2 separate regions of the Homo sapiens genome follow, and region 1 is linked to region 2. A link is a loop called in an ENCODE intact Hi-C map of the cell type or tissue named here. Cell type or tissue: OCI-LY7. All regions are shown on one strand. Links, peaks and the distances in the headings refer to the core of each region. The heading gives the core; the rest is flanking DNA.

Evidence for each region. Hi-C counts contacts between places; a loop is a spot of excess contacts. Peaks named below come from ENCODE experiments on the same cell type or tissue, not always from the same donor. Only the 100,000 strongest peaks of a DNase experiment are listed, where the experiment ranks them.
Region 1: it touches region 2 in a loop (4-fold over the local background); 2 of 110 quality-filtered maps call a loop at or near these places.

Annotation. Positions count from the first base shown.
Region 1 is chr9:94,058,969-94,074,470 of GRCh38, forward strand. It overlaps a transcript of PTPDC1 not described here. Among named protein-coding and RNA genes, the nearest start is that of PTPDC1, 18 kb to the right of the region's middle. In OCI-LY7, for the core only: CTCF peaks have their summits at 6,665 (motif pointing right) and 6,880; a DNase peak (open chromatin) is centred at 6,673.
Region 2 is chr9:94,530,388-94,545,889 of GRCh38, forward strand. No RefSeq gene overlaps it. Among named protein-coding and RNA genes, the nearest start is that of PCAT7, 17 kb to the right of the region's middle. RefSeq lists an enhancer at 5,987-6,156. In OCI-LY7, for the core only: CTCF peaks have their summits at 6,417 and 6,616; a DNase peak (open chromatin) is centred at 6,394; H3K27ac peaks cover 1,186 bases.

The DNA of each region.
Region 1 (15,502 bases), core at 5,134-7,633, 470 kb before region 2:
CAATAGAATGAGACTCTGTCTCACAAACAAACAAAAAACCCAGGAAAGTCTATATAAGAAACATACTGTCCAAATTTACAACAAAACAAAATATGCCTTTATTTTAAGCAACTGTTGGAGTGAAAGAAAAGATAATCCATTTGACACTTATCCTTGCGATATCTTACTTAAAGCGTCACATAGTTTGGTGATACAAGATGGTAAAAAAAAAGTATGTGTTCACAGATTATATGTGTATATGTATTATATATGATAGTAATAACAATTGTATTTTGTCTCACATTTAGAATAAGCCTACAGACAAAGCTTGAGGAAATTATAGATTAACTGAAATTTAAAAGTTAAAAATCTTCATATAAAAATGGTATGGTTGGCAGAACTTGAAAGTGGAGGGGAAAATAAAGTGGACAGTAGTGTAAGTTAACTAATTTACATAGAGGGAATCAAGATACTGTTTAAAATTGATAGAACAAGAGATTGGTTAGAGGATATTCACCTTTAAAATTTACAAAGATAATCAGAATTTAAAATTACAGAGATAATCAGAAGACAAATATTTTGATGTATTAAATAGGGGAAGGTTGGCATGATGGAAAGTATGGTAAATGAGGCAGTTTCCTCATCTTTAAATCAGGAATTCAGTAGTATGGTTTAAAGACGGTAGCATAAGAACCGGAGGTCTAAGTATAGTGATTATTACCCCCAGCCCCAGAATAACTAAAGTGAGAGTTTAAATGGTCTACTTCTGTGGGATAAAACTTGGCTTGGGGGGATAGAAGGTGGAGACTTTTATTTTTCATTCTATACCATTTATTCACTTGAAACTTTCATATATGTTTAATTATCCCTAATGAATATCTTTTTTAGCATCAAAATATATGGACCAGCTTTATTCTTTGACTGTTGTTGTATCCTGATGTGTCTTGAGATTGCTGAAAATGCTAATGTGATAATAAGCCACATAAACTTTTCAGATAAGGAAGGTGACTGGTTTTGTTTTGATTTTTGATGATTGTTCCACATCTGGGGACTAGACTTCAGTTCTGGGCACTAGAATATTAATAACTATAGAGTATATATATAGAAAAGAGCATCCAAGCTGATGAGGAGATCTAGAAACATTACTTATGACAAAAGGTAAAGGGAACTGCTGATGTATCATCTGGGAAGCTATATATCAGAAGTGAGGGGAGCATGATCACTAGCTTTAGATATATGGAAGAAAGGGTGTATTGTTCTGTGTGAGCAGAAATAGGACCAGTGGGTAGAAATTACAGAGTGGTAATATTATAAAAAGCTTTCTGGCTACCAGAGCTGTGTAATGATGTCACTGTTACTGTTTAGACAAAGATATTGTGGAGAGTGTGCTCACATTTGGTTAGGATTCTCCGAGAGGAACTTCTGAGGTTCCTTACAACTTAAAGTTTCTGAAGGATTAGTTAGAAATAAGTCTTTAAAGTAGTCCATAATTGTAACCCAGAAGAGGACAATTAACTCAACATATACTTTTTAAATAGTCATTGTGTTAGTCTGTTCTCCCGTTGCTATAAAGGAATACCAGAGACTGAGTAATTTATAAAGAAAAGAGGTTTAATTGGCTCACAGTTCTGCAGGTGTACAGGAAGCATGGCAGCATCGGCTTCTGGGGAAGCCTCAGGGAGCTTTTACTCATAGCAGAAGGCAAAGCAAGAGCAGGCATCTTACATGACAGAAGCAGGAGGAAGGCAGGGGGAGGTGCTACACACTTTTAAACAGCTGAATCCCATGAGAACTCACTCACTATACACTACCAAAGGGGGATCATGCTAAACCATTCATGAGAACTCTGCCCCCACCCATGATCCAGTTACCTCCCACCAAGCCCCACCTTCAACATTGGGGATTACAATTCCACATGAGAGTTCGGTGGGGATGCAGATCCAAACCATACAATTCCACTTCTGGCCCCTCCAAATCTCATGTCCTTCTCACGTTGCAAAATACACTTATGCCTTTCCAACAGTACCCCCAAAGTCTTTACTCATTCCAGCACTAACTCAAAAGTCCAAAGTCTTATCAGAGACAAGGCTAGTACCTTCCACCTGTGAGCCTGTAAAATCAAAACCAGATTAGTTACTTCTAAGATACAATGGGGATATAGGCATGGGGTAAATACTCCCATTCCGAAAAGGAGAAATCAGCCAAAAGAAAGGGGCTACAAGCTCCATGCAAGTCTGAGACCCAGCAGGGCACTCATTCAACCTTAAAGCTCCAAAATACTCCATGGGAACACTGATGCAAAGGGTGGGCTCCCAAGGCCTTGGGCAGCTCGGCTCCTGTAGCTTTGCAGGGTTCATCTCTTAAGGCTGCTCTCATGGGCTGGCATTGAGTGCCTATGGCTTTTCCAGACACAGGGTGCAAGCTGCTGGAGACTTTGTCATTCCAGGGTCTGGAAGACAGTGGCCTTCTTCTCACAGCTGCACTAGGCAGTGCCCCAGTGGGGACTCTGTGTAGGGGGTCCAACCCCACATTTCCCCTCTGTGCTGCCCTGGTAGCAGTTCTCCATGAGGGCTCTGCCCCTGCAGCAGGCTTCGGCCTGGACATTCAGGTTTTTCCATATATCCTCTGAAATCTAGGTGGAGGTTCCCAAGCTTCAGCTCTTGCATTCTGTGCACCTGCAGGCTTAACACCACATGGGAGACACCAAGGCTTACGGCCTGCACCTTCTTAAGCAGTGTCCTCAACTGTACTTGGGCCCATTTTAGCTACAGCTGGAGCTGCTGGGGTGCAGGGAGCAGTGTCCTGGGGCTGCACAGGGCAGCAGGGCCCTGGGCATAGCCCACAGAACCATCCTTTCCTCCTAGGCCTCTGAGCCTGTGTTGGGAGGGGCTACCTGGAAGGTCTCTGAAATGCCTTCAAGGCGTTTTTCCCATTGTCTTGGCTATCAGCACTTGCCTTCCTTTTCGTTGTGCAAATTTCTGCAGCCTGCTTGAATTGCTCTCCTGTAAATGGACTTTTCTTTTCTACCACATGGCCAGGCTGCAAATTTTCCAAACTTCTATGCTCTGCTTCCCTTTTAAATATAAGTTTTAGTTTCAGGTCATGTCTTTGCTCATGCATATGAGCATAGGCTTTTAGAAGCAGCCGGGTGACTTCTTGAATGTTTTGCTGCTTAGAAATTTCTTCCACTAGATACCCTAAATTCTCTCTCAAGTTCAAAGTTCCACAGATACCTAGGGCAGGGGCACAATCCAGCCAAGCTCTTTGCCAAGGTTTAACAAAAGTGACTGTTGCTCCAGTTCCCAGTAAATTCCCCATTTCCATCTGAGACCTCCTCAGCCTGGCCTTCACTTTCCATATCACTATCAGCATTTTAGTTACAACCATTCAACAAGTCTCTAGGAAGTTCCAAATTTTCCCTCATCTTCCAGTCTTCTGACCCCTTCCCACTCTTCCAACCTCTGCCCATTACCCAGTTCCAAAGCTGCCTCCACATTTTCAAGTATCTTTATTAGTCCATTCTCGCATTGCTATAAAGAAATACATGAAACTGGGTAATTTCTAAAGAAAAGAGGTCTGATTGCCTCATGGTTCTGCAGGCTGTGCAGGAAGCATGGCAGCATCTGCTTTTGGGGAGGCCTCATGGTGGAAGGCAAAGTGGGAGCAGGAGCAGGAGGAAGGGCGGGGAGGTGCTACACACTTTTAAACAACCAGATATCATGAGAACTCTACCACAACATCAAGGAGATGATGCAAAACCATTCATGAAGGATCCATCCTTATGATCCAGTCATCTCCCACAGGCCCCACCTCCAACACTGGGGAACACAATTTGACATGAGATTTGGGTGGGGACACAGATCCAAACCATATTAGACATGTTTTCGGTAGGCTTTAGGATACAGAGATAAATAAGACGTGAATAGACTCAAGGAACTCAGTCTAATATGGTCCATTTCAGTTTGACAGTTGTGTCACGAGGGTACCTATATACTGGCTTTTCCATTCTCTAGAGACATAAAGGTGAACCAGTCATAACTCATCCTCATGACCCCATGGTCTACAGGGGAGACTGTCAGGTATACATGTTTCATTACATTATAGCTGAAGAGCAAAGAGTGAGGGCAGGGAAAGCTTCACAAAAAAAGTGATGACTGGTCCAAGTTTGTCACCAGCATGCTCTGTCACTCTCCATGCTGTATCATGTGGGACAAGGCAGGACCTTCTCTGGGACATGGTTCATAACTTCTTATATACAAAATAGCCAGGGCTAGCGTCCCAGCTGCTCCAAAATTCCATGATTCTAATATGGTGATAATTGTTTTTCTCATCAAAATGTTTTAAGAAAATAGTCCAAATTTTAAAATATGGTAAAAAATGTTTTATCTAAGTCTAATCTTAATGGATATCCTTTCAAATTAAGTTTTTGCTAATGAATTTCCTGGAACAACTTGTTCCATTAGTCCCTTTACTTAATGTCTTTATGTAACGTTCATTTGAAATACTATGCACATTATAAAATTTTGCATTAATTAGTATGATACCTGGTGTGTGACATTATTAATATTTCAGGAAGCATTCTTTTTAATTTCACTTTAGATCACCCCTGTGATTTTAATTCCTGTATTTCTTTTGAAGGGAAACAGCTTTATCAAATAGGATTTTAGATTTTAAATTTTGTACTTTTTTGAGCGTATAAAGATTGCTTTTAGAAGTAAAATTTTAGTGAACTTGAAATTCTCAAAGAATCACTGAGATTTGAGAAGTGACTTTTTTCTCAGAGGAATGATCCAGTGCACCAAAGAAAAATATTAATTAGGGCTGGATTTAATTACCATTGTAGATTTATTGGTACAAGAATTTCAACAAGTTTTTATTGCCTTTAAATAAAATTCATAGCCATTTAATAAGCTAATAAAAGTATAATATTTGACCTCCCAATAATAGATGTTCAAACCGTAAACATGGTTTTGCCAAGAAAATTATTAAAATCATTATTTAGAAAAAACGTTTGAATCGTGTTATTTTATCTTGTATCACAGTCAACTCCATAAACTTTTCTGGGTTATGTGCTTGCATTTTATGGAAATAGTTTTGTCATTTATAAAATTCCACAACTGAGTTTTGTTTTCATCAATATTTACATTGAGGTACACTTAGGAACTACAAAGTTGAATTACACAGTTGTTTATCTGGAAGCTCAAAAATGTTGAGATCATCTTTATTAGAATTTCTTTCATCCGCAGCTGTGTACTAATTGAAAAAACTGAACTGGAAGCTGAAAGATGGGATTAACTACCACCCTACTACTTAGTGTGTGTTAATCCTACTGACATGACTTCTACCCCTTTAAAATAGGGGATGATAGCTACTTCGTAGAGTTCTTTTTAGAAAAAAGTGACTTAATACTGGTGTCTGGCACATAGAAATAACTTAATAAGTATAATTTTTGGTTTTTTGACATCTAAGAAGATTTAATTAACTTTTCTCAATGGAAACTGTATCATTTGAGCAATACAATAATCTGTTAGCCATGAAATTTAGCATGTGTAATTAATGTAAAAATTATTGAGGTATTTTACATTGTATTTTTTGTGTTAAATTTTCAGCATCTTGTGTGTATTTTACACTTAACAGCACATCTCAACCTGACTAGCCATATTTCAAGTATCTGCCACTTGGCCAGTGACTGCAGCATTGGATAACAAAGGTCTAGCCATATTTTGGGTGATTAATAAATGACTGTCCCAAGGCAAACTTTCAAAAAATAATTTTTTTTCCAACAGACTACCATGGCTGCAGGAGTCTTGCCTCAGAATGAACAACCATATTCTACCTTGGTGAATAACAGCGAGTGTGTTGCAAACATGAAAGGTAATGTCTCTTTAATACACTTTTTGTCTCTCTGTGCAAGCTGGCATTTAATAAAAGTAGCTATATGAATGGACACAAAAGAAAAGGCTCTCTTCTTCATATTGGAATCCCAGGTTGCAAGTATTACTTACTGCCTTACCATCTTGGCCTGTTAGAATTCCTTTTCAAAATCCTGAATAATGGCCTTGGCCTTTTAAGAAGGAGTATTGCAAACAGTGTTTGTCTCCTGCATAATTATCATCAGCTGAGATTATGCATTTGTTCCTATCATCAAAGGCCTACTTATGAATCAAACTTTAATTTTGTTCTCCTTTCATTAGTTGTAAGTGCCACTTAGCACATCCAGAAGCACTCCAGCCCTACTTCTCCCAGTGTCTTTTCTCCCATGCCATTTTGCTTTTTATATGACACCCCAGGCAAGGACAAGTGTCGTGACTTGAACTCTTACTACCACATTTGCCCTTTACTCGTCCTGACCATCACAAGCTCTGAGCTGGGAGCCTCCCTGCTTCTGCTTTAGATATTGCTGGTCTTGCTACCACCACCGGCAGTTAGCCAAGGGAGATGTTAAGTAATTTCTCTTGGCAGTACCACTTGCAGTATTTTCTAACTGCCCCCTTGGGGCTTTGCCCACCTTCACTTTAGTCCTACTGTATGGAGAACTTTGAAGGATTTCTCCCCTAAGTATGGATTAGATGATAGGAAGAAGAGTAAAGGAGTAAGGGTCTAACTAAAGGTATTGAGTTCAACACTTGCTAGGAACAAGTCAGTTCTGTTGTGTTCTTGCTGGAATCTGACCACTCCACCAGGGGGCGTTCTCTCTCATCAAGAAAACCATTGTTTCCCACTTCTCATCTTGTCTAAACTCCGTATGCTTGTAGATACTCCTTCATCTGTCTTTGCTGTGTTTGGCCCTAGAGGCACTAATACTACTGGTAACTACCATTTGTGGACAGCTTCTAGGTGCCAGACTTAATGTGTTAGTTTCCCTGGTCTTAGAAAGAAGTACTGTCTAAAACAAACACAAGAATGATGTCTAGTGGCTGCTTCCCTTCTAGATGTCTAGTGGCTGCTTCCCTTCTAGAATAATGTTTCTTTCCCCCTGAGTAACTCTTCAGCCAACAAGTCTGAGTCAGACAAACCTTTTTCCCTTTTCTTTCTTCTGTTGTAAATGTTACCTCTTAGTTGGTGTTTCTCAATGGCAATTCTGTTGGCTTTGCGGGTGGGACAACTCTTTGTTGTGCTGGAGAGCTCTGAGCACCTAAGACATATAGCATCTCTGACCCCTACCACTAAATCCAGTAGCATCCCCAGGTTCCAGTGACAATGAAAAAACCCGGCATATTTCCAAATACCCCCAGGAAGGTTGTACCACCTGTATTGTGATCCACTAGGTATGCTGATTTTTACCTTTCCAAAAAACATTTTTTAATTAAAATTTTCCTCTTAGTATAAATGCAGCTAATTTTTAATTAGGAAAAAATCTAGACAAATAACATCTGCTTTATAGCTAATTTTATTAAAGCATATCTCATCTATAAAGATAGTTATACTTTATTATGTTTGTGGATGGGAAGTATTTTTTTAAATGTTATATAATGATTCATGGGAAAATTTAATTGGGGGGATACATAAAGTATTTATTTTTAAAGGAAAACAGAAAACTTATCAAGAAGTAGCTGTGGAGTGAGACAGAACTAGAGTTAAATCTTGATTCTACTACTTAAAAAAAATTTACTTTTTTTTTATTTTTTGAGATGGCGTCTCACTCTGTTGCCTAGGCTGGAGGGCAGTGATGCAATCTTGGCTCACTGCAGCCTCCGCCTCTCAGGTTCAAGAGATTCTCCTGTCTCAGCCTCCTGAGTAGCTGGGACCACAGGTGCATGCCACCACGCCCGGCTCATTTTTGTGTTTTTAGTAGAGATGGGGTTTCACCATGTTGGCCAGGCTGGTTTTGAACTCCTGACCTCAAATGACCCGCCTGCCTCAGCCTCCCAAACTGCTGCGATTACAGAAGTGAGCCACCATGCCCGGCCATAAAAAAATTAAAAAATAAAAAATAAAAAAACTTTTATTACAGAAAATTTCAAACACAAAAGTATACAGAATAAAATAAAGATCCCCATATTTGTATCATCCCCCATATATGCATCATCCCTCAAATATGTACCATAACCCAGCTTTAACAATCTCAGCCACTCACTTCTCTCACTCAGTTCCCTGCATCAGTATTACTTTGAAGCAAACTCAAGGCATCGCGTCATTTTGTTAAATAACCACATCATTGGCTGGGCGCGGTAGCTCACGCCTGTAATCTCAGCACTTTGGGACACTGAGGTGGGTGGATCATAAGATCAGGAGTTCGAGACCAGCCTGGCCAATATGGTGAAACCCCATCTCTACTAAAAATACAAAAAAATTAGCCGAGCATGGTGGCGTATGCCTGTAATCCCAGCTACTCGAGAGGCTGAGGCAGGAGAATTGCTTGAACCCGGGAGGTAGAGGTTGCAGGGAGCCAAGATCATGTCACTGCATTCCAGCCTGGGTGACAGAGTGAGACTCCATCTCAAAAAAAAAAAATAATAATAATAATAATAAACCACATTATTACTACCATACCTCAAATAATCAACATTATTTACTTGATATCATCAAATATCTAAACAGTGTTCAATTTTCTAATTGTCTTATAGATATACCATAGATATAATTATACATGTATATATTGTGTGTGTATAATTTGTTTGAATTGGGATCCAAAAAAAGTCAATACATTGTAATTGGTTGCTATTTAGCTTCAATCTCTTTTCTTTTTTGTCTCCCAGGCTGGAGTGCAGTGGCACCATCTCAGCTCCCTGTAACCTCTGCCTCCCAAGTTCAAGCGATTCTCATGTTTCAGCCTCCCGAGTAGCTGGGATTACAGGCATGCGCCACCATGCCTGGCTAATTTTTGTTTTCTTAGTAGAGACAGGGTTTAGCCATATTGGCCAGGCTGGTCTCAAACTCCTGGCCTCAGGTGATCCACCTACCACAGCCTCTGAAAGTGTTAGGATTACAGGCGTGAGCTACCGTGCCCGGCTTTCAATCTCTTTTAAACTTGGGCTTCCCTCTGTCTCTTTTTCCTTACAGTTTATTTGTTGGAGAAAACAGGTTTTTTTGCCTTGTGGAGTTTGCCACAACCTGTATTTTGCTGATAATATCGACATGATATTTTCTATAAATTGGTAGATAGATGTAGAGTCTAGTCAGATTTTTTTTAATTAACAAGACTGTTTCATGGGCAGTGCTATATTCCTCCCTCAGGATGCCCAGGCTGTATGATTGTCTTGCTTTTTGTGATGTTAATTTTTTTATTTTGAAATAATTTCAAACTTACAGTAAAGGTACAAGAAAAGCACACAAAAGAACTCCTACATTCTGTTCACTCAGAGACCCCCATTCAAGTTTTGTCAGCAGTCCCAATAATATCCTTTAATAGGAAAATGATTCTGGTAATGTTTTTTAAATCCCTTTCAAAGGCCCTAGTCACTCCTTTCTTGACCTTTATGACCTTAACATTTTTTAAGATTATAGACAATTTTTTTTTTGTAACATGTTCCTCAGTTTGGGTTTGTCTGCTGTTTCCTCATGATAAGACTGAGATTATGCATTTTTGGTAGAAGGGTCACAGATAACACAAGATGTCATTTTGCCCCGTCACTGGTTATGTTTAGTTTGATCACATCAGTAAAGTGGTGTCTGCCAAAGTTTATCCATTATAAATTATTCTTTCTCCCCTCATAGTTAATATTTTAAGGAGAGATGATTTCAGACTACGTAAATATCCTGTTCCACATCCAACTTTTACCTAGCAGTTTTAGCATCTATTGCTGTTTCTTGCCTGAATTAATTATTACTGTGATAGATAACTGGAGATTTTCTTCGCCTGCCCAACCCTCCGATAACTGGAGATTTTCTAATTTCATTATTCCTTCTGTTTTTATTAGTTAGCATTCTAGTGTAAGGAAGAATTTCCCATTATTTGTTCGATTATTTATTTATTTAGCGTGGATTCCTATTTTGTTCAGTGGATTGTAATCCTTTACTATGATTTATTTGGATGCTTCAGTTTCCCCATATTTGGACAGTAAGAACCCCATCAAGCTGTTTACAATGTCCATTTTACATGTCCCCACCATTCCTATATTCCTCACTCTCTGGCACAGCAAGATCTTCCAGCTCATTTTATTCTCTTCTTGCCCTGGCCCAGAAATCAGCCATTTCTTCAAGGAGCCTTGGTTCTTTTTAGTAGGAAATATAACCAAGATCTGGTATGCTCACTACTACTGGTATATCATGATTCCCAACCCCTTTTAGGGGACAAAGCTGGGAAATATGTGTTCATACATATACATATGTACCTGTCCATTTTTACGGGTACAGTCATCCCTCCTTGTACACAGGGGATTGGTTCCAGGACCCTCCCACCCCCGGTATACCAAATCCATGCATACTCAAGTCTCACAGTCTCCTCTGTGGTACCCACCCATACTAAAGGGTTTTGCATCTTGCATATACTGTATTTTCAGTACCTTTTGGTTGATAAAAATCTGCATATAAGTGGACCAGCTCAGTTAAAACCTCAAGAGTCAACTGTATATTTATTTCTGTTTCTGTCTATATATATTGAAAACCACAAGTTCACTTTGGTACTTCCAATTCTTTTTTTTTTTTTTTTTGGACAGAGTCTCGCTCTGTTTCCCAGGCTGGAGTGCAGTGGTGCAATCTCTGCTCACTGTAACCTCCGCCTCCTCTGTTTAAGCAATTCTCCTGCCTCAGCCTCCCAAGTAGCTTGGATTACAGGCACCCGCCACTGCGCCCAGCTAATTTTTTTAGTAGAGACGGGGTTTCACCATGTTGGCCAGGCTGGTCTTGAACTCCTGACCTCAAGTAATCTGCCTGCTTCAACCTCCCAAAGTGCTGGGATTATAGGCGTGAGCCACCATGCCCAGCCAATACTTTCTTTTTTTTTTTTTTTTTTTGAGACGGAGTCTCGCTCTGTCGCCCAGGCTGGAGTGCAGTGGCACAGTCTTGGCTCATTGCAACCTCCGCCTCCCGGGTTCACGCCATTCTCCTGCCTCAGCCTCCCGAGTAGCTGGGACTACAGGCGCCCGCCACCACGCCCGGCTAATTTTTTGTATTTCTAGTAGAGATGGGGTTTCACCGGTTAGCCAGGATGGTCTGGATCTCCTGACCTCGTGATCCGCCCGCCTCTGCCTCCCAAAGTGCTGGGATTACAGGCATGAGCCACCACGCCTGGCCAATACTTTCAATTCTAATCCATTATTACACCATCTTTATAGCTGTTCCCATTTATAATTATGTAAGAATGAGAAACCTGGCTCTTATTATCCCCAGTATGTTTGCTTATTTACTCAGCCGTACTTTTCCTAACCAGTCTCTCAACCCTGCCAGGCCATCACCCAACTCGGCTGTATTTTCCACACAGGGCCCGTACCCTGCCAGGCCCCACAGCATATGCCATGCACCCTACTATTTGCCTGCCTTGTGTTGCCCTGACCTTTGCTGGATGACCCTTGCTTAGGCTTTATGTATGGCTCTTTCTCTTTGATTATATATACATTTTTAATTAAAATATTGAGATAATTGTACATTCACATGCAAATATAAGAAATAATACAGAGGAATCATATTTACCCTTTATCCAGTTTCCACCAATAGTAGCAGCTTGAAAAACTATTGTGTAATAATAATATCACAGCCAGGATATTGACATTGTTTTGGTCAAAATACAGAACAGTTCCATCAACACAGGATCCCTCCTACTTCCTTTATAGTTAAACCCACCTACACTCCTAACTCTGGCCTGTGGCAACCACTATCTGTTCCCCAGTTCTATAATTTTGTCATCGCAAAAATGTTATGTATATAAAATCATACAGTATGTAACCTTTTAGGAGTGACTTTTTTCAGTCAGCCTAATTCCTTTGAGTTTCATCCAGGTTGTTGTGTGTACCAATAGTTGAGTCCTTTTTATTGCTGAGTAGTATTCCGTGGTATGGATGTACCACAGTGTGTTTATCAGTTCATTCACTGAAGGGTGTCTGGATTCTTTCCAGTTTGGGGCTATTATGAATAAAGCTGCTGTAAACATTCATGTACAGATTTTTGTGTGTAGATGGGTTTTTATTACTTTGGGATAAATACCCAAGAATTTACTTTCTAGGTCATATGATAGTTGCATGTTTGACTTTATATGAAACCGCCAAACTGTTTTCCAGAGTAGTTGTACCATTTTACATTCCTACCAGCAATGTACGAGTGATCAAGTTTCTCTACATCCTCACCAGCATTAGGTTTTATCAGTATTTATTTTAGCCATTAGAGCAGTTCTATAGTGGTGTCTTTTGTGGTTTTAATTTGCATTTCCTTAATGGCTAATGATGATAACCTCTTTTCATGTGCTTATCTGCCATCTGCATATTCTCTTTTTACATATCTGTGCATGTCTTTTATCCACTATTTTTTTTTACTGTTGAGTTTTAAGAGTTCTTTATATACTCTAGATACTAGATCTTGCTCTGATACGTGGTTTGCAGATACATTCTCCCACTCTGTAACTTACCTTTCCATTTCTTCATATGATCTTTCTCTGAGAAAAAGTTTTTAATTTTCATGAAGTCCAATTATTCTTTTATGGATTACACTTTTGCTGTCAAGTCTTCAGAACTTTTCATCTATCCCAGTGCCCTGAAGCTATGTGAATGTGTTTGTAGATTCACTGTTGGGTTTCACTGATCTATATATCTGTCCATCCACCAATACCACCCTGTCATGAATACTGTAGTTATGTAATAGGCCTAGTATTGGATAGAGTGATTCTTCCCACTTACCCTCTTTTTCAGGATCATCTTAGATAGGACCTGTGACTTTAAATAAGCTTATTTATGTCAGCAAAAAATATTACTGGGATTTTTATAAGAATTAAATTTGTAAATCAATTTGAGGAGATTGCCATCTTTACTTTGTTGCATCTTCTAATTTATAATCACGTTTCTCTTTTTTTATATCTTTGATTTATTTCATCAGAATTTTATAATTTTCAGCATACAGATTCATACATGTTTTAAGTTTATACTTAAGTATTTCATTTTCTTTGGGGAGATTTTAACTGGTATTGTGGTTTTTTTGTTTGTTTGTTTTGAGATGGAGTTTCACTCTGTTGCCCAGGATGGGAGTGCAGTGGCATGAACTCAGCTCACTGTAACCTCCACCTCCCAGATTCAAGCAATTCTCCTGCCTCAGCCTCCTGAGTAGCTGGGATTACAGGCGCCTGCCACCACGCCCAGCTAATTTTTGTATTTTTAGCAGAGACGGTTTCGCCATGTTGCCCAGGCTGGTCTCAAACTCCTGACTTCAGGTGATCTGCCCGCCTTGGCCTTGCAAAGTGCTGGGATTATAGGCATGAGCCACCACACCTGGCCTAGGTATTGTGTTTTTAAATGCAGTTTCCACATGTTTTTTGTTTGTGTATAGAAATGCAATTGATTTTTGTATGTTGATTTTATGCCTTACTACTTTGCTGAACTCACTTTCCATTCTGGGAAGTTTTTGGTGATTCCTTGGGATTTTCTTACATAAACAATCATGTCTGCAAATAAGGACAGTTCTATTTCCTCTTTTCCAATTCATATGCTGTTATTTTTTTTTTCTTGCCTTATCATAGTAGCCTAAAACTTCTACCAAGCAGAATAAGAGTCACAAGAGCAGAGTCTTTGCCTTCTTCCTGACCATAGGGAGAAGGCATTCAGTCTTTCACCTTTCAGTATGATGTTAGCAGCAAGTTTTCCATAACAAGTTGAATTAGTTCCCCTCTATTCTTAACTTGCTGAGAGTTTTTATCATGAGTCAGTGTTGAATTTTTTTATCTAATGCTTTTTCTGTGTTAATTGATATGATCATATGATTTTTCTTCTTTAGCCTGTTGGTGTGGTGGATTATATTGATTGATTTTTTAATGTTAAACCAGCCTGTACCTATAATAAATTTCATTTGGTAGTGGTGTATAATTCTTTTTATGCATTGCTGGATTTGATTTGCTCGTATTTTGTTGAGGATTTTTTTCCTAAGTTCAGGATTGATGTGGGACTATAGTTTTCTCTTTTTGTACTCTCTTTATCTGCTTTTGGTATCAGGGTAATGTTAGCCCCATAAAAGGAGGTGGGAAATGTTCCTTCTTCTATTTTCTGGAAGGCATTGTGGAAAATTGGTGCCCATTCTTCTTTAAATGTTCGGTAGCATTCTCCAGTGACGTCATTTAAGCCAGGAGATTTCTTTTGGGGAACTTTTTGTTTATTAATTCAATTTCTTTAATTTTTATAGAACTGTTCAGGTTGTCTCATTCATCTTGGTTGAGTCTTGGTAGTTGGCAGTGTTCAAGGATTTGATCCATTTCTTCTAAGTTGTCAAATTTATGTCAACAATTTCTAATTTGTTTGTATTAGTTCCTTGTTATCCTTTAAATGGATGCCAGATCTGTAGTGATAGCTCCTGTTTCACTCCTGATATGGGTGATTTGTGTCTTTTTTTTATTTTTGTCAGTCTTGCCAGATCTGTAGTGATAGCTGTGTTTCATTCCTGATATGGGTGATTTGTGTCTTTTTAAAATTTTTGTCAGTCTTGCTAGAGGTTTATCAATTTTATTAATTTTCTTCACAGAGCCAGCTTCTTATATCACTGATTTGCACTGTTGTTTTCCATTTTTAATCTTACTGACTTATGTTCTTATTTTTATCTGTCCAATGCTTGTTTTGTGTGTGCTTTGCTCTCATTTTTCTAGTTTACTTAGGTTGAAATCTGTATTACTAATTTGAGATCTTTCCTCTCCTCTAACATAAGCATTAAGTGATAGAAATTTCTTACAAATCTCTGCTTTACCACCATCTTATATATATTTTGATATATTTTCATTTTATTCAGTTCTGTGTGTTTTGTAATTTCCTTTGAGACTTCCTATTTGACTCATGATTTATTTATAAGTTTGACGTTCAATTTCCCAAGTCTTTGGAGTTTTTCCTGCTGTCTTTCTGTTATCGATTTCTAGTTTGATTTCATTGTGGGCAGAGAACATTCTCTGTATGATTCCAGTTATTCTAGGAATCAGTGCCAAGACACATTATAATTAAAGTCCTTATTGGAAATTTTCAGCATATCATTTATCTCCATTTTGATGTCTGTTGATTGTTTCTTATGATTCAAGTTGTGATTTTCCTCATTCTTGGTATGACAAGTGATTTTCAACTGTATTCTGGACATTTTGGGTCCTTTTCTTTCTCGCTTGTCAGGCAGTGTTCTTCTTGAAGCATTAGCCAGGAGCCAGGTGAGTGTATATGCCCAGCTCCCTGTTCAGCCTCACTGACACCACCCCAACAAAAGTTGGGTGCTTCGAAACACTGCCTCAGTCCAGATGACGAAGTGGAATTTCAGCTCTCTCACCAGTTCTGTTTGACATCTTTGTGGTAAAAGTGGAACATTGCCTTGCACTGTCATGTTGCCTTTGAGTCGGGGGGATAAGATCAGCAACATGAGAAAAAACAAATCTGGGCCCCACTGCCACCTAGGAAGAAGTAGAGGGCAACTCACACTGCTT
Region 2 (15,502 bases), core at 4,915-7,414:
AGTATGACTATAATAATTTATATATTATTTAAAAATATTAGCTATTGCTACTCACAATTGCAAACACATGGTATCAACTCTAGTGCCCCTCAATGATAGACTGGATAAAGAAAATGTGGTACATATACACCATGGAATACTATGCAGCCATAAAAAGGAAAGAGATCATGTCCTTTGCAGGGACATGGATGGAGCTGGAAGCCATTATCCTCAACAAACTAATGCAGGAACGGAAAACCAAACACCATGTTTTTTTTTTTTTTTTTTTTTTTTTTTGAGACGGAGTCTCGCTCTGTCGCCCAGGTCGGACTGCGGACTGCAGTGGCGCAATCTCGGCTCACTGCAAGCTCCGCTTCCCGGGTTCACGCCATTCTCCTGCCTCAGCCTCCCGAGTAGCTGGGACTACAGGCGCCCGCCACCGCGCCCGGCTAATTTTTTGTATTTTTAGTAGAGACGGGGTTTCACCTTGTTAGCCAGGATGGTCTCGATCTCCTGACCTCATGATCCACCCGCCTCGGCCTCCCAAAGTGCTGGGATTACAGGCGTGAGCCACCGCGCCCGGCCAAACACCATGTTTTTGCTTATGAGTGGGAGCTAAATAATGAGAACACATGGACACAGGGAGCAGAACAACACACACTGGGGCCTGTTGGGTGATGGAGTAGGTCTGGGAAGAGCATTAGGAAAAATAGCTAATGCATGCTGGGCTTAATACCTAGGTGATGGGTTGATAGGGGCAGCAAACCATCATGGCACACGTTCAACTATGTAACAAACCTGCACATCTTGCACATGTACCCGGACTTAAACTTAATAAAAAAAGAAAAGAAAATGAAAGGTGGGTGGGGGCATGAAATAAAGAATTCGAGCAGTCTTTACAAACTGTAAAATGCAAGGAAATGGATTCCTACTTAAAGCCTCAAGAAAAGAAGGAATACTTAGTCATTTCTTCCTGCAATTTTAAGCTAATACATAGCACCATTTTCCTATTACAGAAAATATTTTCTTTATACAGTTATCCTTCAGTTTACATGGGGAATTGATTCCAAGTTTAAGCACTACAAACCACTGCTAGAGGAAATAAAAGGGGACACAAACAAATGGAAAACATTCCATGCTCATGGATAGGAAGAATCAACATCGTGAAAATGGCCATACTGCTCAAAGTAATTTATAGATTAAATGCTATTCCTATAAAGCTACCATTGACTTTCTTCACAGAATTAGAAAAAAAACTACTTTAAATTTCATATGGAACCAAAAAAGAGCCTCTATAGCCAAGACAATCCTAAGCAAAAAGAACAAAGCTGAAGGCATCATGCTGTGTGACTTCACACTACACTACAAAGCTACAGTAACCAAAACAGCACAGTACTGGTAGCAAAACAGATACATAGACCAATGGAACAGAACAGAGGCCTCAGAAATAACACCACACATGTACAACCATCTGATCTTTGACAAACCTGACAAAAACAAGCAATAGGGAAAGGAGTCCCTATTTAATAAATAGTGTTGGAAAGACTGGCTAGCCGTATGTAGAAAACTGAAACTGGACCCCATCCTTACACCTTCTGTACAGCAAAAGAAACTATTATCAGAGTGAACAGGCAACCTACTGAAAGGGAGAAAATTTTTGCAATCTATCCATCTGACAAAGGGCTAATATCCAGAATCTACAAGGAACTTAAACAAATTTACAAGGAAAAAAACATCAAAAAGTACGCAAAGGATATGAACAGACACTTCTCACAAGAAGGCATTTATGTGGCCAAAAACATGAAAAAAAGCTCATCATCGCTGGTCATTAGAGAAATGCACATCAAAACCACAATGAGATACCATCTCATGCCAGTTAGAATGGCGATCATTGAAAAGTCAGGAAACAACAGATGCTGGAGATGATGTGGAGAAACAGGAACGCTTTTACACTGTTGGTGGGAGTATAAATTAGTTCAACCATTGTGGAAGACAGTGTGGTGATTCCTCAAGGATTTAGAACCAGAAATATCATCTGACCCAGCATCCCATTACCGGATATATATCCAAAGGATTATAAATCATTCTACTATAAAGACACATGCACATGTATGTTTATTGCAGCACTGTTCACAATAGCAAAGACCTAGAACCAACCCAAATGCCCATCAATGATAGACTGGATAAAGAAAATGTGGTACATATACACCATGGAATACTATGCAGCCATAAAAAAAGGCTGAGTTCATGTCCTTTGCAGGGACATGGATGAAGCCAGAAACCATCATTCTTAGCAAACTAACACAGGAACAGAAAACCAAACACCGTATGTTCTCACTCATAAGTGGCAGTTAAACAATGATAACACATGGACACAGAAAGGGGAACATCACACACTGGGGCCTGTTGTGGGGTGGTGGGCTAAGGGAGGGATAGCATTAGGAGAAATACGTAATGTAGATGACGGGTTGATGGGTGCAGCAAACCACCATGGCACATATATACCTATGTAACAAACCTGCATGTTCTGCACATGTATCCCAGAACCTAAAGTATTTTTTTTAAAAAAAAGCCTTTCCTCATTTAATTGATTTAGTGCCTCCACTTACTTTAAAAACAATCACACATGTTCCCTGATAGATGACAGCTGTCAGAGTTAATTATTGATTAAATATAATTAGACTATATTGTGGATGTCAGTCTCATCTCACATCGTCTGTAGTAGGAAAAAAATGTGAATGTGTGTTCTTTAGTTTAAAACATCACGTGGTAGACAATGATTACAAAAGGGGAGATGTGGCTCAGTCAAGGAAAGCATGAAACAAGAAGAGGGAAGACTGAAGGAGCAGTTTTCTAGACAGAGAAGAAAGGCCACACCAGGTATAAAGATGAACCACTACGGCACAGGCATTGAATGCCATAAAACCAAAGCTACCTCTTCATTTGGAACTACATCCTAGCAAAGAGAAGAATGTGATTTCTTTATTGCAGTTCAAAGTTGAGTCCTAGTTAATCATTACACAAGCAGTGAAGCAGCAGTCAGCCAATGCTGTCTGCAGTAACTCAGGTGGGTTATGCACAGGCAATGCAATCACAATTAACATAAGCCCATGTAGAATGTACATTATTATTCATTTTTTAAGACAGAGTCTAGACCTGTGGCCCAGGCTGGAGTGCAGTGGCACAATCTTGGCTCACTGCAACCTCTGCTTCCTGGGTTCAAGTGATTCTCCTGCTTCAGCCGCCCGAGTAGCCGAGATTATAGGCACGCACCACCACTCCCAGCTAATTTTTGTATTTTTAGTAGAGACAGCGTTTCACCATGTTACCCAGGCTGGTCTCAAACTCCTGACCCCAAGTGATCCGCCAGCCTCGACCTCACTAAGTGCTGGGATTACATGTGTGGGCCACTGGGCCCGGCCATCAACATGTGTTTTCCCTCGTCTTTCTTCCTTACTGCCCTCCTCCAACCTTTTACATGGTTCTCTAATATAATGTCTATATTGTTGAATAAAGGACTGACTTTCAAGTAGGGCTTTCAGAGAATGTCTCAGTTCTCTGCTAAAACTTATTATACACATTATTATTTCTTCTTTCCTGGTTCTCCTCCTCCTCTTAGCTAACCACGAAGTCTGACCCTTCTAGTATTGGAGTGTGGGGAGGACAGAGAGATGGAGACAAGAAGGCAGGAAAGTTCTTACTAGAGTGGTGTCAGTGGTGAACTGGAGCCAGCTCCTAGCAGCTTGTAAGAACTGACTGTTAAACTTTCAGGAATTTGTAATTCAGTTACTACATAGAACCATTAATGCACATAGAATTGTAATTAAATAAATTGTATTTAAAATAAATGCAATAAATACTAAAAACTCTTCACTTCCTAATTATTTTGTTACATTTTACGCTGGGGTCAGTGGAGGAGGAGAGACAGGAAAGAAACAAATAATAATGTAAGGAAATAATTTTAGAACATTTACACCACAAAAATCTTCAAATGCCACAAATCAGGGCTATCCCCCGACAAAGATTCTTTGCTTAGTCAAACTTTAGTCAGGCTTCTGAGCCTTCCCCTAGGTCCATCTTAGAGAGACATCGTAAAATCCAGTTTTAGCAAAGAGCCCTGCTAAGTCAGTTTAGCAAGAACTTTTCAGACTTAATTTCCTCGCTCTCCTCCTCCACTGACCCCTGAGTAAAATGTAGCAAAATAATCAGGAAGTGATGAGTTTTTAGTGTTTATTGCATTTACTTTAAATACAATTTATTTAATTGTAATTTTATGTGCATTAATGGCTCTATGTAGTAACTGAATTGCAAATTCCCGATCACCCCTGATATCTGATGAGGTTTCTCCAGGTGAGGACTGATCACACTGGCCTGTCTTTAGCAAGAATATCGTTAGGCTGGCTTAGCCAAAATCTTACCCTTGATGTTTTACCTCTTAGTAATTTTCAATCCACTGACCACACCCTGCTCCTTGGCTATAAATGCCCACTTGCCTATGCTGTGTTCCGGGGTTGAAACCAATCTCTGTCCCCCACTACGAGACCTTATTGCAGTGGTCCTGAACAATGTCTTCCTTACTGTGCTTTAACACGTGTCACTAAATAAGTTTTTGTTTAACAACTTCCCCCTGGTTGTTTAACATTTACCAGCACACATCTGTCTGAGTAGTATTGTTCTAAGGCAGTTTTGCATCCTCTGAGTCTGGCATTGGTTTAAAGCTGACTCTATCATAAGGAATTTTGTAATGCCTTTAGAGACCTGACCTACCACTGATGGGTAATCCTTCACATTCAGTTCCCTTCATCTGGGAGAAAGGAATTTTTTTTTTTTTTTTTTTTTTTTTGAGATGCAGTTTTGCTCTTGTTGCCCAGGCTGGAGTGCAGTGGGCGTGATCTCAGCTCACTGCAACCTCCGCCTCCTGGGTCCTGCCTCAGCCTCCCCGGTAGCTGGGATTACAAGCATAGGCCACCATGCCCGGCTAATTTTGCCTTTTCAGTGGAGAAGGGGTTTCTCCATGTTGTTCAGGCTGGTTTTGACCTCCCGACCTCAGGTGATCCGCCTGCCTCAGCCTCCCAAAGTGCTGGGATTACAGGTTGAGCCACCGTGCCTGGCCAGAGTTTTGCTCTTTTTGCCCAGGCTGGAGTGCAATGGCATGATCCCGGCTCACTGTAACCTCTGCCTCCTGGATTCAAGCAATTCTCCTGCCTTAGCCTCCCAAGTAGCTGGGATTTACAGGCATGCACCACCACGTCCGGCTAATTTTTTGTATCTTTTTTAAACAGAGACAGGGTTTCACTATGTTGGTCAGGCTGGTCTCGAACTCCTGACCTCAGGTAATCCACCCACTTTGGCCTCCCAAAGTGCTGGGATTACAGGCGTGAGCCACCTTGCCCAGCCTCAAAGATTCTTTATTTCATCCTTGGAATACAGAACGCAAAGTCCATCTCCATTTTCTCTACTGAGGGCTGTTCACCTTTCAATCTGTCCTATCAACAGGATTTAACCAGGCTGGTTCTCACTTGAGTATATCTCCTATGCAGCTTGTAAGGAATACTTGTTGGCTGAATAAATCCTGGCAGTGCACACTGATCATTCTCTTTGCTCTACCATCACACCATTTATGATCAGAGCCAATCATAGTTTCTTATCCATTAGGTTTCTCAGGTGTGAATCAGATACCAGTCTTCTGTGTCCCTAAATGCAGAAGACATGTCAAGCCTTCAAGAGATTCTACTGAAACCCCTTTCACTAGACTTGACTGGGGGAGAGAGACAAGTCACAGCTTACCAGCAGCCCACCTGAAGATTTCTCTAAATAAATCATCACAAAAATCCCCTGCACATCTCTCCTCTTTCAAACATTTAATGTCCTCAGTATAGATGATGGCTGTTGGTCATCTTGTGTTTAAATTCCTGTAGGGTGGTTGATCTCACAGTTAATTACAGTATATGATACCTATTGTTTCTTGGTGCCTTATTCAGAACTTTCAATTTAACATAATAGAATATCTTTATAAATTCAGACAAGGAGAGACTTTTTTTGGGGCGAGGGTGTGGGGACAGAGTCTCACTCTGTCACCCAGGCTGTAGAGAAGTGGCACAATCTCAGCTCACTGCAACCTCTGCCTCCCAGGCTCAAGCAATTCTCCTGCCTCAGCCTCCCAAGTAGCTGGGACTACAGAAGCATGCCACCACACCTGGCTAATTTTTTGTATTTTTTTTTTTGTAGAGAAGGGGTTTCACCATGTTAGGGTGGTCTCGATCTCCTGACCTCATGATCCACCTGCCTTGGCCTCCCAAAGTGCTGGGATTACAGGCATGAGCCACCGTGCCCAGCCAAGGAGAGACTTCTTAAACAAGATACAAAATCATCATACACACACCAGTCAAGATTGAATAATTGCACACAAATCATGTGGTAATATGACGCCCTCCTGGGGCAGGCCTACGCCACGACAGACAATTCATTTTTTTACATTAATATTTATTAACAACAAAAAAATTAATAAATTGCACAACGTGAAAATTAAGAACTTCTGTTTATCCAAAGACACCATTCTCTTTCCCAATTAGAAGAAGATACTTAAAACACATATAACTAGGAAAAGACTAAAACCCAGAATATATAAAGAATACCTAGCCAGGTGCCGTAGCTCATGCCTGTAATCCCAGCACTTTGAAGGCCAAGGCAGGTGGACTGCTTGAGCCCAGGAGTTCCAGACCAGCCTAGGCAACACTGTAAGATCCCATCTCTACACAAATTATAACAAATTAACCGGGCATAGTGATGCATAACTGTAGTCCCAGCTACTTGGGAGGCTGAGGTGGGAGGATCGCATAAGCCAGGAAGGTTGAGGCTGCAGTGAGCCACGATTGTGCCACTACACTCCAGCTTGAGAGTGAGACTCTGCCTTAAAAAAAAAAAAAATACCTGTACATCAACATCAATAAGAAAAAGATGAACCACCCAGTAAAAATTGGGGAAGCGCCTTAAATAGGCATTTCAAATAAGAAAAAACATATATATGACTGATACCATATTAAAAGGTGAAATCGGCCAGGTGCAGTGGCTCACACCTGTAATCCCAGCATTTTAGGAGGCCAAGGCAGATGGATTGCCTGAGGTTAAGAGTTCAAGACCCACCTGGTCAACATGGCAAAACCTCATCTCTACAAAAAAGACAAAAATTAGCCAGGCATGGTGATGCATGCCAGTAATCCCACCTACTTGGGAGACTGAGGCACAAGAATCGGTTGAACTTGGCAGGCGGAGGATGCCGTAAGCCGAGATTGTGGTACTGCAATCCAGCCCGGGTGACACAGTGAGACTCCATCTCATAAATAAATAAATAAATAAATAAATAAAAGATGAAATGATAGAAATGCAAATTAACACCATAATAAGATGCAATTTCATAATTAGCAGATCGACAACAATTTAAAAGTCCAAGACCAGCAAGTGCTGGTTGGGTCACAGAGCAGCAGGAACTCTCCCACACCACTCGCAGGAATAGTGACACCAGCACTGTGGAAGCAGTTAGGCAGCATCTCCTAAATTGAACATGCATCCTACAACCTAGTAATTCCACTCCTAGAAAAACCCCTACAGGACACCCAGGAGACATGCACAGCATTTTTTATAACAGCCAAAAGTAGAAACAACCCAATTGTCCTTACACGGAGGGAGTAGATCTAAATATTCATCAAGAGGAGAATGGACAGATACATTGCAGTACTTTATGTGACAGGGTATCTTATGACTGAGAAAATGAGTGAAGATATATCAACATGGATGAATCTTAGAAATCATTCTTACAAAGTTAAAAACAAAAAAACTAAATAATATGTTATTTAGGACGCTTTTATTTGTGGTAAAACTTGAAATAAAAGGAATAAATTATAAACAAAATTTTAGAGTAGCAATTACTTCTTGGGAGAGGCAGATAAATGGAGTGGGGAAGAAGTCTCAGGGGACTCAAAAACATTGGTAATGGCCTCTGCCTTGAATTGTATTGTGCATCACAGGGTGGTTTTCTTGTTATTATTCTTCATTGCTTCCACAGGATGAAGATATACATATAGTAGATGTTATTATGTATGTTAATTATAAAGTAAACCATATATTATATATACTATACAACACTAACATAATGTTAACTTATATAGTATGTATTAATTATATACAGTATATTAATATTAATTATGTAGTATACTATATAGTCACCCTGAGTGATGGAGTTCTGTATTATAATTTTCTACATTTCCCATGGGCTGGGCATGGTGGCTCACACTTGTAATCCCAGCAGTTTGGGAGGCCGAAGTGGCCACATCACTGGAGGTCTGGAGTTCGGGACCAGCCTGGCCAACATGGCGAAAACCTATCTCTACTAAAAATACAAAAAATTAGCTGGGCATGGTGCCACATGCCTGTAATCGCAGCTACTCAGGAGGCTGAAGAAGCAGAATCACTTGAACCTGGGAGACGAAGACTGCAGTGAGCCAAGATCGAGCCACTGCACTCCAGCCTGCATGACAGAGCACAACTCTCTCTCAAAATAATAATAATAATTTTCTACATTTCCATAATTGCTTAAACATCAATGCAATACATTCATAATCAAAAGACGGTGATTTTTAAATAATGTCTAGAATGCTTGCACAGTTTTTTGAAAACTGATCTGAACCTTCAGTCTAGTGTCATGCTACGGGAGGGATAATCTCTAAAGATTTGACATTGCTATCTAGTTGACAAGTAGGTGTCAAAATGCTAATGCACAATTTCAACTATGCCAACATTGCCTTTATGTATTTATTTAATTTTTTTAGACAGAGGCTTGCTCTGTTACCAAGGCTGGAGTGTAGTGGCACGATCTCAGCTCACTGCAACCTCTGCCTCCCGGGTTCAAGTGATTCTCCCTGCCTCAGCCTCTGGAATAGCTAGGATTACAGGTGCGTGCCACCATGCCCGCCTAATTTTTGTATTTTTAGTAGAGACAGGGTTTCACGATGTTGGCCTGGCTGGTCCTGAGCTCCTGACCTCAGGTGATCGGCCTGCCTCAGCCTCCCAAAGTGCTGGGATTACAGGCATGAGCCACACTGTGCCCAGCCACCAACACTGCCTTTAAATATTCAGTATTCCTTAGTCAGTATTACTACCCTTCTTATCTTTTTGAAGATATACTTCCCATCTTTATGTTGAGGCTTTTATCCTATTTCCAACATCACTAAGCTTCCCTTGAACTGTAAAATTCAGTAACTCAGAAGCCTTGGATGAAAACTAAGATTCTTTTCTTCCCCCAGCCCTTTAGCAATATCTAGTGGCTATTTAGAGACAGCACAAGACAAACATTTTCCTACGTGAGGATCAATGGTATCGATGGCAAATTTGACTTAGCAAAAAAAAAAAAAAAAAAAAGAAAGCCTTAGGTCTTCAAACAAATAAAATCTCTCCTGTGATTAAGTAATTTTACATGCATGGGTGTATATGTCAACACTTAAGATAAAGTGTCAGGCCTCTGAGCCCAAGCCAAGCCATCGCATCCCCTGTGACTTACACATATACACCCAGATGGCCTGAAGTAACTGAAGATCCACAAAAGAAGTAAAAATAGCCTTAACTGATGACATTCCACCATTGTGATTTGTTCCTGCCCCACCCTAACTGATCAATGTACTTTGTAATCTCCCCCACCCTTAAGAAGGTTCTTTGTAATCTCCCCACCCTTGAGAATGTACTTTGTGAGATCCACCCTTGCCCGCAAAACATTGCTCTTAACTTCACCGCCTATCCCAAAACCTGTTAAGAACTAATGATAATCCACCACTCTTTGCTGACTCTTTTCGGACTCAGCCCACCTGCACCCAGGTGAAGTAAACAGCCATGTTGCTCACACAAAGTCTCTTTGGTGGTCTCTTCACACGGACGCGCATGAAATTTGGTGCCATGACTCGGATTGGGGGACCTCCCTTGGGAGATCAATCCCCCGTCCTCCTACTCTTTGCTCCACGAGAAAGATCCACCTACGACCTCAGGTCCTCAGACCCACCAGCCCAAGAAACATCTCACCAATTTCAAATCCGGTAAGCGGCCTCTTTTTACTCTCTTCTCCAACCTCCCTCACTATCCCTCAACCTCTTTCTCCTTTCAATCTTGGTGCCACACTTCAATCTCTCCCTTCTCTTAATTTCAATTCCTTTCATTTTCTGGTAGAGACAAAGGAGACACGTTTTATCCATGGACCCAAAACTCCGGCGCCGGTCACGGACTGGGAAGGCAGCCTCCCCTTGGTATTTGATTCACCCACATTTCAAAGGCGTCAGACCATGCAGGGACACCTGCCTTGGTCCTTCACCCTTAGCGGCAAGTCCCCCAACCCCTTCTCTCCTTGTCTCTACCCCTTCTCTGCTTTTCTGGGGGAGAGGCAAGTACCCCTCAACCCCTTCTCCTTCACCCTTAGCGGCAAGTCCCGCTTTTCTAGGGGGCAAGAACCCCCAATCCCTTATTTCTGCACCCCGACCTCTTATCTCTGTGCCCCAATCCCTTATTTCCGCACCCCGACCTCTTATCTCTGTGCCCCAATCCCTTATTTCTGCACCCCAAGCTCTCATCTCTGTGTCTCAATCCCTTATTTCCATGCCCCAACCCTTTCTCTGCTTTTCTGGAGGGCAAGAAGCCCCCACCCCTTCTCCATGTCTCTACTCTTTTCTCTTGGCTTGCCTCCTTCACTATGGGCAACCTTCCACCTCCCATTCCTCCTCCTTCTCCCTTAGCCTGTATTCTTAAGAACTTAAAACCTCTTCAACTCTCACCTGACCTAAAATCTAAGCATCTTATTTTCTTCTGCAATGCCGCTTGACCCCAATACAAACTTGACAGTAGTTCCAAATAGCCGGAAAATGGCACTTTCAATTTTTCCATCCTACAAGATCTAAATAATTCTTGTCGTAAAATGGGCAAATGGTCTGAGGTGCCTGACATCCAGGCATTCTTTTACACATCAGTCCCTTCCTAGTCTCTGTGCCCAGTGCAACTCATCCCAAATCTTCCTTCTTTCCCTCCCGCCTGTCCCCTCAGTCCCAACCCCAAGCGTCGCTGAGTCTTTCTAATCTTCCTTTTCTACAGACCCATCTGACCCCTCCCCTCCTCGCCAGGCCAAGCTAGGTCCCAATTCTTCCTCAGCCTCCGCTCCTCCACCCTATAATCTTTTTATCGCCTCCCCTCCTCACACCTGGTCCGGCTTACACTTTCGTTCCGTGACTAGCCCTCCCCCACCTGCCCAGCAATTTACTCTTAAAAAGGTGGCTGGGGCTAAAGGCATAGTCAAGGTTAATGCTCCTTTTTCTTTATCCCAAATCAGATAGCGTTTAGGCTCTTTTTCAGCAAATATAAAAACCCAGCCCAGTTCATGGCTCATTCGGCAGCAACCCTGAGACGCTTTACAGCCCTAGACCCTAAAAGGTCAAAAGGCCATCTTATTCTCAATATACATTTTATTACCCAATCTGCTCCCGACATTAAATAAAACTCCAAAAATTGGAACCTGGCCCTCAAACCCCACAACGGGACTTGATTAATCTCACCTTCAAGGTGTACAATAACAAAAAAAAGTTGCACTTCCTTGCCTCCACTGTGAGACAAACCCCAGCCACATCTCCAGCACACAAGAACTTCGAAACGCCTGAACTGCAGCGGCCAGGCGTTCCTCCAGAACCTCCTCCCCAAGGAGCTTGCTACAAGTGCCAGAAATCTGACCACCAGGCCAAGGAATGCCTGCAGCCCAGGATTCCTCCTAAGCCGTGTCCCATCTGTGCAGGACCCCACTGGAAATCGGACTGTTAAACTCACCTGGCAGCCACTCCCAGAGCCCCTGGAACTCTGGCCCAAGGCTCTCTGACTGACTCCTTCTTGGCTTAGCGGCTAAAGACTGACGCTGCCCAATCACCTCGGAAGTCCCGTAGACCATCACGGACGCTGAGATTTAGATAACTCTCACGGAGAGTAAGCCCGTCCCCTTCTTAATCAATACGGAGGCTACCCACTCCACCTTACCTTCTTTTCAAGGGTCTGTTTCCCTTGCCTCCATAACTGTTGTGGGTATTGACAGCCAGGCTTCTAAACCTCTTAAAACTCCCCAACTCTGGTGCCAACTTAGACAATACTCTTTTATGCACTCTTTTTTAGTTATCCCCACCTGCCCAGTTCCCTTATTAGGCCGAGATATTTTAACCAAATTATCTGCTTCCCTGACTATTCCTGGGCTACAGCTGCATCTCATTGCGGCCCTTCTTCCCAATCCAAAGTCTCCTTTGCGTCCTCCTCTTGTATCCCCCACCTTAACCCACAAGTATAAGATACCTCTATTCCCTCCTTGGCGACCGATCATGCACCCCTTACCATCTCATTAAAACCTAATCGCCCGTACCCCGCTCAATGCCAATATCCCATCCCACAGCATGCTTTGAAAGGATTAAAGCCTGTTATCACTCGCCTGCTACAGCATGGCCTTTTAAAGCCTATAAACTCTTACAGTTCCCCCATTTTACCTGTCCTAAAACCCGACGAGCCTTACTAGTTAGTTCAGGATCTGCGCCTTATCAACCAAATTGTTTTGCCTATCCACCCCATGGTGGCAAACCCATATACTCTCCTATCCTCAATACCTCTCTCCACAATCCATTATTCTGTTCTGGATCTCAAACATGTTTTCTTTACTATTCCTTTGCACCCGTCATCCCAGCCTCTCTTCACCTTCACTTGGACTGACCCTGACACCCATCAGGCTCAGCAAATTACCTGGGCTGTACTGCCGCAAGGCTTCACAGACAGACCCCATTACTTCAGTCAAGCCCAAATTTCATCCTCATCTGTTACCTATCTTGGCATAATTCTCGTAAAAACACATGTGCTCTCCCTGCTGATCGTGTCCGATTAATCTCCCAAACCTCAATCCCTTACAAAACAACTCCTTTCCTTCCTAGGCATGGTTAGCATGGTCAGAATTCTTACATAAGAGCCAGGACCGCACCCTGTAGCTTTTCTGTCCGAACAACTTGACCTTACTGTTTTAGCCTAGCCCTCATGTCTGCGTGCGGCGGCTGCCACTGCTTTAATACTTTTAGAGGCCCTAAAAATCGCAAACTATGCTCAACTCACTCTCTACATTTCTCATAACTTCCAAAATCTATTTTCTTCCTCATACCTGACGCATATACTTTCTGCTCCCCGGCTCCTTCAGCTGTACTCACTCTTTGTTAAGTCCCACAATTACCATTGTTCCTGGCCCAGACTTCAATCTGGCCTCCCACATTATTCCTGATACCACACCTGACCCCCGTGACTGTATCTCTCTGATCCACCTGATATTCACCCCATTTCCCCATATTTCCTTCTTTCCTGTTCCTCACCTTGATCACACTTGATTTATTGATGGCAGTTCCACCAGGCCTAATTGCCACACACCAGCAAAGGCAGGCTATGCTATAGTATAAGCCACTAGCCTGCCTCTCAGAACCTCTCATTTCCTTTCCATCGTGGAAATCTATCCTCAAGGAAATAACTTCTCAGTGTTCCATCTGCTATTCTACTACTCCTCAGGGATTATTCAGGCCCCCTTCCTTCCCTACACATCAAGCTCGAGGATTTGCCCCACCCAGGACTGGCAAATTAGCTTTACTCAACATGCCCTGAGTCAGGAAACTAAAATACCTCTTAGTCTAAATAGACACTTTCACTGAATAAGTAAAGGCCTTTCCTACAGGGTCTGAGAAGGCCACTGCAGTCATTTCTTCTCTTCTGTCAGACGTAATTCCTCAGTTTAGCTTTCCCACCTCTATACAGTCTGATAACAGACCAGCCTTTATTAGTCAAATCAGGCAAGCAGTTTTTCAGGCTCTTAGTATTCAGTGAAACCTTTATATCCCTCACGGTCCTCCGTCTTCAAGAAAAGTAGAATGGACTAAAGGTCTTTTAAAAACACACCTCACCAAGCTCAGCCACCAACTTAAAAAGGACTGGACAATACTTTTACCACTTTTGCTTCTCTCAGAATTCAGGCCTGTCCTCGGACTGCTACAAGGTACAGCCCATTTGAGCTCCTTTTTATTAGGCCCCAGTCTCATTCCAGACACCGGGCCAACTTAGACTGTGCCCCAAAAAAACTTGTCATCCCTACTATTTTCTGTCTAGTCATACTCCTATTCTCCGTTCTCAACTACTCATACATGCCCTGCTCTTGTTTACACTGCCGGTTTACACTGTTTCTCCAAGCCATCACAGCTGATATCTCCTCGTGCTATCCCCAAACTGCCATTCTTAACTCTTGAAGTAAATAAATAATCTTTGCTGGCAGGGCTATGCTGAATCTCCTTAGGCACTCTCTAATCAGATGTCCTGAGTCGTCCCAATTCTTAGACCTTTTATACCTGTTTTTCTCCTTCTCTTATTCCATTTAGTTTTTCAATTCATACAAAACCGTATCCAGGCCATCACCAATAATTCTACACAACAAATGTTTCTTCTAACAACCCCACAATATCACCCCTTAACATAAAATCTTCCTTCAGCTTAATCTCTCCCACTGTAGGTTCCCACGCCGCCCCTAATCCCGCTTGAAGCAGCCCTGAGAAACAGCGCCCATTCTCTCTCCATACCACCCCCCAAAAATTTTCGCCGCCCCAAGACTTCAACACTATTTTATTTTTCTTATTAATATAAGAAGGCAGGAACGTCAGGCCTCTGAGCCCAAGCCAAGCCATCGCATCCCGTGACTTGTACGTATACATCCAGATGGCCTGAAGTAACTGAAGATCCACAAAAGTAAAAATAGCCTTAACTGATGACATTCCACCATTGTGATTTGTTCCTGCCCCACCCTAACTAATCAATGTACTTTGTAATCTCCCCCACCCTTAAGAAGGTTCTTTGTAATTCTCCCCATGAGAATGTACTTTGTGAGATCGGCCCCTGCCCGCAAAACATTGCTCTTAACTTCACCGCCTATCCCAAAACCTATAAGAACTAATGATAATCCACCACTCTTTGCTGACTCTCTTTTCGGACTCAGCCCACCTGCACCCAGGTGAAATAAACAGCCATGTTGCTCACACAAAGCCTGTTTGGTGGTCTCTTCACACAGACGCGCATGAAATAAAGTCATACAGCTGGCATTTCCTCATTTAGCCTGCTGTAAACATAGGCAACAGTTGTTACTACATTACATAATGGGCATTATGATAAAGAACCTCAACAAAGATCTGAAGCAAGAGTGCCAGCACGGTGTGAAAACATCTAAAAGCAAAATGGAAGAACTTGTATAGAATGGCATCTTTCAGGAACAGAAGTCTCTAGGCATAGAAGCAGAGATTAACAGACGAGACAGAGCAAGAGGGGTGGGCTAGGGAGGGAGCACAAGAAGAAAAGAATACAGAAAAATCATTGGGATGAAGAGATTTATAGAATCCAGAGTTTTTATCCTAAGATAACTGCAGCCAGTCATTGCACGCTTAACCAAAAGTAGGTTTCTCTT